Linked DNA regions of Homo sapiens: region 1 is linked to region 2. Evidence: chromatin contacts called from ENCODE Hi-C data. All regions are on one chromosome and are shown on one strand. Each heading gives the region's core, a stretch centred on a gene start or an enhancer-like site at or near the end of the contact. The rest is flanking DNA. Distances are from core to core; before and after follow the strand shown. Region 1 holds the start of EDEM3 (ER degradation enhancing alpha-mannosidase like protein 3). Region 2 holds the start of RGS16 (regulator of G protein signaling 16).

The links. Hi-C counts contacts between places; a loop is a spot of excess contacts on that map. Pooled maps may share reads with other maps.
Region 1: a map of CD4-positive, alpha-beta memory T cell shows a loop between it and region 2 (8-fold over the local background). The contact joins the promoter of EDEM3 here to the promoter of RGS16 in region 2. A Hi-C loop is called at or near these places in 3 of 168 maps with a recorded cell type or tissue (B cell, CD4-positive, alpha-beta T cell and CD4-positive, alpha-beta memory T cell) and 13 of 50 pooled maps.

Annotation. Positions count from the first base shown.
Region 1 is chr1:184,753,383-184,757,211 of GRCh38, forward strand. EDEM3 (ER degradation enhancing alpha-mannosidase like protein 3) reads right to left here and starts at 1,476. Exons shown (of 20, transcript NM_025191.4): 1 at 1,107-1,476. The coding sequence starts at 1,264. It overlaps LOC105371649 (a long non-coding RNA gene), which reads left to right and starts at 1,792. Exons shown (of 3, transcript XR_922357.4): 1 at 1,792-2,151. RefSeq lists enhancers at 1,060-1,159, 1,630-1,729.
Region 2 is chr1:182,602,212-182,606,057 of GRCh38, forward strand. RGS16 (regulator of G protein signaling 16) reads right to left here and starts at 2,178. Exons shown (of 5, transcript NM_002928.4): 1 at 2,005-2,178; 2 at 1,018-1,128; 3 at 209-273. The coding sequence starts at 2,048. RefSeq lists enhancers at 1,743-1,802, 1,893-1,942, 2,413-2,492.

The DNA of each region.
Region 1 (3,829 bases), core at 226-2,725, 2.2 Mb after region 2:
GAAGAGCTGTTCTTTCAAAATGCACTTTTTTTTTTTTTTTTCGAGACAGAGTTTCGCTCTTGTTGCCCAGGCTGGATCTATCTCTGCATTAAGAGTGCTTTTATTTTCTTAGGGTAGATTCTCAGAAATAGAACTGATGAATCAAAGTGTGCACAATTTAAATTTTAGTAGATACTACCAATAAGTTACAGCAATTTACACTCTCACTAAGCCTTTTTTTTCTATTCCTTAACTAACCAGAACCGTATCCTTGTGTTTTGTATTATATTTACTAATCTGATGGGCAAAAACCAGCTAGCTCCTCGTTTTAATCTGCATCTCCTACGTTTATGGAGGTTGAGTAACTTTTCATGTTTATTTACCACTTCCATTTCCTCTTCTGGCTTAACCGTTCATGCCTTTCTCCCATTTCCTACTGGTTCTTCGCTTTTTTCTTATTCATGTGTAGGACCTCGTGTATGTATTACTCTGAATTAAATGGTGTAAATAGAATTGATAATTTTAACACACTTCCAAGACGGATAAAAACTACTGAATAGGTATACTTGAGACTTTTGAATAATTTCCCCCCAAACATTCTATTATGAAAATACAGTGCAAGAAAACACTGCAAGGAAATAGTAAAATGTGTAAAGTTCAAGTTCCAATGAACGCCCCCTTTTCCGTAACAGGTGTAAACATCATTTCCTTAACTACTGTGAGATCAGCAACATTTTCCCAGTTGGAAGCTCACTTGCGCGAGAAAGCTAACCATGCTTCGGTCGACAGGCAGCCAACCGCAGAACTCCAGCGCGCAGCGATGCGGGCTGTAGCCCCCTTCTTGGGCCACTGACATGGCAGCCGCGTTGACACACCGCGCCTGGCTTCAAGGAGCCTGCACATGTCACCGGCGGCCAGGGCGACACCCCGTCAGCTCCCCCGAGGTCAGGTCGCGGGCGGCGGTTCCCACCTCCCCGGACCCTGTCCACCCCTCTAGGGTTCTCGCGCGGGAAGAGCCGTTCCAATCGCGACAGGAGAGGCCACTACGCGACCGGGTCGCAATGACAGGCACCCCTCCTGTTGTCAGCCTCACCGAGAAACCCACCCCAGGCTGCCAGCACCCTTACCCAAGCTTCTGTTTCTCCTCCCTACTCATGGGCTCGGCCCCCGCCGTCCACACGGAGGTGGCCGACACCAGGCAGAACGCGGCCGTCGCCGCCACTAGTCTCCATCGCGCTCGCTGGGGAACCGGGGACCCACAGCCCCGGCCGCCGGCTTCGCTCATGGCCCCGCGGTTCCGCGCACGCGCAGCTGCTACGCCCGGCCGGTGAGACACATTGCTGGACGCTGGTGGCCAGGGGGCTGCTAGCCGTGCCGAGACGGGGCGGGATGCGGAGTAACACGGACGGCCGCCGGCGCCAAACTGTTTCCCGAAGCCACCAAGCCGGTCCCCAGCGCCAGCGCTGCCACCGCCCTCCGCCCTCAGTATCCCGGAGCGCCTCCCCCAGCTTTCCGGTGTCGTAGTCTAGGAAACCGCCTCCCCAACGTTACTTCCGGGTAGGGCCGAAGCCGTAGAGCCTCAGGACCAATGGAGACCTCATGGGAGAGGGGCTGTCTCCGGCGACTGGAGAGGGCATTGGCCAGGAGAAGTGAGACGTGGACAAAAGGCGGGACTGGGAAGGGATCTCTCGCTTCGACCCGCCTCCGACCCGCGGAGTTGCCCCCTGAGGACTACCAGTCCCAGTGTGCACTGCTTCTTCCCCGGCTCTCCCGCGAGCCGACTCGGAGCCGTGTCTCTCGCTTCTACCCGGGGTAGGCGCGCTGCACCCTGGGACTTGCGGTCCTCCGAGGTCGCCAGTGGTTGCTGGGATCCCACCTCCCCCTTTCCTCGGCGCCCTACAGTCAACCCTGTCTCGGTGGGCTGCGGAGTCCCGGGAAACCCGTCAGCTGTTTATCTCTCTTCCTCAGAAAGTTGTTTCCCAGAGAGCTGGCTGAATGAGGCGCACTGTCCCCATGTCAGTGCTGCTGCGTTAGGGAATAGTGTTGGAGTAGTCGTCTACCCTCAGGGAAATTCCAAAACACAGTAACAGCAAAATGAATTGAGCCTTTGAAGGCATTGCGCTAAGGTTTTTACTCGCAATCATCTCATGCACTCTTCTCAACTCTGATAGAGTAAGTACCACCATCCCCCTTTTGCAGACGAGAAAACAGAGGCTTAGAAAAGTTGGTTAACAAGAGCTCGTCACACTGCTGTATTAGAATCCATCCAGCCTCTGATTCGGAAGCCCTTGCATTTAACCACCGCGCAGTACTACAAGGATGAAGGAGCACGTGGGTCCTCGTACATGATTAATAATAGTTACCTCAAAAGCTCAATGTAAGGAGAGCTGTGTGGGCTGCAAAGAAGGTTTAATGAAGGAGATTGGAACTTGCAATGAATTTTGATGACCGAGTCCCAGGTTAACTATTGGTAAAATGACACATCGGTTCCTCTTGAAAAACCACATTGTTTTTCTAGTGTGGTCATTCAATAGGTGCGGAGTTTAGGAGCTTCGATGTGATCTCTGTGACCACAGTAAATTACTTACGTGTCCTTTAAGCAGTATTCGGCGGTCTTTCTGGAAACGTTTCTTCCTTGACTTTTATCACCTTACCTCTTACCTCTTAACCTCTTACCTCTTCTCTGGCTGACCCGTTTTCCTTCATTCTCTCGCTACTTTATATTAAAATACAGGTGTTCCCTTAAGGTTTTCTTTTTGTCCTTTTTCTCTCTGTACTCTAATTATTCCTTGGTGATTTCTTCTCATAAGGATTCAGCCAACATATCTCTGTGGTTGATTTCTAAATCAATATCTGTCCTGATCATTAGACCCACATTTCCACCTCCCTAATAGAAATGTCCTAATGTCTAGCCCAAGGGTAGCTCAAACGTAAGATGTTTTCTGATTCAAATTAATGCATCGGAATCATTGTCAACTCATCTTTAGCCTTCGGGGTCCACGTGCAATTAATTACCAAATTATATAGATTTTACCTCTTCTATCTTTCAGATTATTACCTTTCTTTCTATTCCCACTTTTGCTCCATTCAAGCTTCCATTACCTCTCTCCTAAACTATTGCAGTGTCTCAATAAATGTTAAATATACTTGCTTCCTTATTCCTGCAGTTTTCTTATCTATAAAGTGGGAATAATATGGTCCTTTTATCCAGTAGTCCCCAACTTTTTTGGCACCAGGGACCACTTTTGTGGAAGGCAATTTTTCCACAGGGTGGGGGAGACACCGTTCCATCTCAGATCTTCAGGTATTAGATTCTCATAAGGAGCGTGCAACCTAGATCCCTCGCATGTGCAGTGCACAATAGGGTTCATGCTCCTATGAGACTCTGACGCAGTTGATCTGACAGGAGGTGGAGCTCAGGTGGTAATGCTTGCTCGCCTGCTGCTCCTGAGAGGCAACTGACTGGTACCAGTCCACTGCCCCAGGCTTGGGGATCCTTGCTTTTATCTACTAACGTGGATGCTGTGAAAACACATGAAGTCATTTCTGTACAATATTTAATATCCTTTATTTTTTTGCATGGATCTCCAATCCTACATTGGTTCCATCCTAGTCCTCTTTGGCAGCATTAATGTTGAAGTTACCGATTATCTCCCTGCTGCCCTACTCTCCTCTATACATGGCTGTCAGAATTGGTATTCAAGAACATCTGCAAACCCTCTGAATACCTTCTTTCTTCCTTCTAGTCTGCCCTGCCCTCAAATCCTATGTGATAACTAAATAATTCCTATTCTGTATCCTTTCCATGCCTTTGCTCACACCATCTCCTATGCTACCCCATCATCTTTGT
Region 2 (3,846 bases), core at 928-3,427:
ATTAATGGCTCTATTTTTAGAACATAATTTTCTTGAACAATGACCTGCCTTTATATGTTGAATAGAGGCTGGCACACTAGGGGATCATTATTATTATTATTACTACTACTATTATTCTGCCCAGGCTCTCAGCAGTCCTGGGGCTGGCTCCAAAGCACATGAGTACACATGTGCCACCCAGAGACAGACACAAAAGGCTCCTACTCACTTTTACTGCTCAGCAGCAGGTCGAACGACTCTCTCCACCCCAGCACATCTTCTGAGAAGTTTCTACTAAAAGACAAAAAGAAAAAAAAAGAGTAAGAAAAAAAATCAACAAACCAAAGCATAGTACAAATTCTAGCCAGAACTCTGATGGAAAACTGCATAAAATTCACAGAAAGGCTTGCTTGGTGATTGCTGAAGCTGACACCTCAAACTCTTAGTTGGACTTAGGGTAAGCAGTAGTGCTTTCTAGAGCACAATTCAGCAACCAGAAATCAAAGCCAGGGACTCTTTAGTCCTCAGTCAATATCTCTAAGCCTGTCTCGTCTCTGTCCAAAAATTATTTCAATTCCCCTGACTCTCAAAGATTTGTTTTGTACACCTTCCCAAGGAAATAAGGTCCTCATAAATAGAGATTACATCTACACATAACTCCAGAGTTTGGTACAGTTGATAGCCAATATGAAAGAGTTTCTAGGCAAGGTGCATACTAGAAAACTTCAAGTGGTCTTGGATTCTGTCCTAGCCCTGGATGCACGTGCAATGAATCCCGAGGTGGGAGAGTCTGGGAACTAGGCATTCATGCCCTGTGTGCCCTCATCCGTGGATGGACTTGGAGCCCTGGAGCCACCTACCCACTCACCCATGAGCCAAGTAGTCATAACAGACCAGCAACAAGTCCCACTAAAATCTCTAGGGAGGTGTTGCCAAGGTCCACTTAGCGTGTCCTGGCTTCTCCCTGTATTTCCCTCCTCATGACTCCCTTCCCACTCCCTTCCCTCTCGGAGCCCTGAGCTGGTCAGCAACACTTACTTCTCTTTGCTGTGTTTACTGCCCCACTCGAACTTGCCAGTACTCCCAGTATCGCAGCCCAGCTCTGATTTGTGAAGAAAGATCCCCAGACGTGTCTTGAACTCTTTGGCTCTGAAAAACAAATCAGGAACATGAAAGCATTCTCTCATTTGCTCAGCCAGTGTGGAGAGGTTTATGGGTCCCAGAAGAGCTCTGGGTGGTGCCACCCAAACTTTAGCCTCAAGAGTTCCTGGAAACTCTTGGCTGTCCCCAGGCCAAGAGTGCTTCTCTTATCAGCATCATCAACCCCAAAGCAACAAAAGCAATGTTTGAGCTATGCTGTGGTAGGTCTTACACTTTCTGGGTAATACACACGCTGCATATATGGGCTTTTCCCTAAAGTCACACTGATCTCTCTTCGTGCCTGTTGATTCAGAAAAGAACTCAGCATTCTTTTCAGAAGTATTTCTGAACTGTGTGGGAAACTGATTCCTGCCTTCATCTTTACTTTTTCCTTCCCAGCCAGTAAGGATTGGAAGCTGTTGAGTAGCTCTCTGGAATATGGACACACCCTCAACAGTGGGAGCCCCCACCCCCACACACCCCACCAAAAAAAAAAAAATCTCCCTGTCTTCCAGGGGCAGAGGAGGCAATGCCCCTAGCTCTGGTCTGAGGAATGAAAAACAAATGCTTAAGAAATGGGCAGGCTCAGTGCTGCCTGGAAATGTCAACGTGGCCTTCCCGCAGCCGGGTCTTCAGCAGGTCACCTGAGCACGACTGCAGTTTGTCAGAGGATGGGGATGGCAGCAAGCCGCGGGCCCTTGCTTCCCTTCCCCTTGCTTTCTCCCTGCTCCTGGAATCTGAGCACGTGGCATCAAGTGCGCTTCTACCTCTCTACTCAAGCCTCTAGCGCCCCATCCCCGCGCCCACCCAGGTCCCCAGGCCTGCCGCTCCACTCCCTAAGAGTTGGTGGGACTTCCCCCAAGCAGTTGGACAACCTCCCCTTACCTCTCCAGGCAGGTGGTGGGGAAGGCGGCCAGGGTGCGGCACATGGCTGCGGGCGCAGGGCAGCACGTAGTAGGCAGGATGGTGGCAGGCTCCAGGAGGCTCCGCGTGCGCCAGGAAGCAAAGGCGCGGTAGCAGGTGCTAGTCAACTGCGGTTGGGTTTAGCAGCCTGCAAGCGCCCAGACTGAGCGGCCGCTGCTTTAAATCCCCTCGGAGGAGCGGGGCGGGGCTGGGCACTGCTGACCAATCGGAGGGTGGGGCTGGGCGCTGAGAAGGCGGAGGCGGGGCCCGCAGCCAGACTGGGCCGGGTGCAACTTTCGCGGCAGCTGGAGCACGCGGAGCTGCACCCTCCGCCCAGAGGACGCCGCGTGTGGAAGGAAAAGCGGCAAGAGAATTGGCACGGGGATGAGACGTGCACACCCAGTTTCCTAGGGAAAAGTACCTGCCGACCTCTAGTAACAGCAGGAAAGTCACGCAGCGGTGTCGTGTTGAGAGAGTTTGCACGGGGGTGGTGGGTCTGGGAGGCACACAGGGCTTTCTTTGATCGCAGGCAAGTCTGAGCCTGCTGGGTCCTGAGGACAGGCGCACAGGGTGCAAACCTGGGCAAAACAGCATCTGATTATACTGATAAGTACCCTTTACGAGGCTCTTACCATGATGGACACGGGGCTAAGTAAGCTCTTCATCATCATCTCCATTTTATAGATGAAGAAATCGAGAATCAGAAAGCTAAATAAACTTGTCCAAGATCACAGTTGGAGATGACAGAAAAGTGGAATAGGGATGAGTAGTTTATTGAACACCTACTATGTGCTAGGCACATAAGTAAGACTTGCTCAAAGTCTTAGTTATTAAATAACTTGCTCAAAGATGTGCAGCTAGTAAGTGTTGGCTCCAAAATTCAAATGTGAATTTGCCATTCTTTTTCCATTGCACACACACACACACACACACACACACACACCACACACACACACAAAGGTTAGTACCCGGTCACGGCTATACCTGTGGACGATCCTGGGTTTAAGCAGTTAATACCTTATTGTCTCCATCTCTGACATAAAGGTAATAAATGCCCTTCCTCTCACCTCATCTTCCCATAAAGGCATTGGGATTGCTATTAAGAGGCTGTATGTGAGGTTAAAAGTACAGGGTCTAGAGTTAGATTTTCAGGTTTCAAGTCATGGCTCTGCCAGGTGACCTGCTGAAGACCCAGCTGCAGGAAGGCCACGTTCACTGTTAACTGGCTACTGATGGGAGACGAGGCAAACTGCTTAACCTTTCTATGCCTCCATTTCCTTGTCTCTACGAAGAGAACAACTTATTTCATAAGGTGGTTGTGAGAACTAAATAAATTAATTCTTAGTTTGAGTTCCTAGGAACTAGACTCGGGTAGACACTTGCATGCAGGAGGTTTACTGGGGAGAGTTATCAGAATTAAGAGGGAGTAAAGAAAGCAGGTCTGGGCAGAGGGAGGAGTTGAAGGCCATGCCATTTCAACAGAGACCCCAGCTGGTTCCAAGGAATGCCCGGAAGCTCAGCTGGCCCTTTGGAACTGTCCACTGAAGCAAGAGGACAAGGCCCTGGTAACCCCATAAAGACCATTCATTGCATACAGCTGCCCAAGAAGACAGCCTAATCTTAAGGCAGTGCCCTTTGTCAAGAGCAATTCCTGGAGAGAGACTAACACCCTGGGAAATGATGATCACAGTCCCCAAGACGGGATCTGGGTGGCACCGCACAGCATCCGTGACAACATATAAGGTGCTTATATGACAGTGCTCAACATGTAGTCAGCAGTCAATAAATGTTATAATAGCTTTCAGTTTTACTTAATAGGGATAC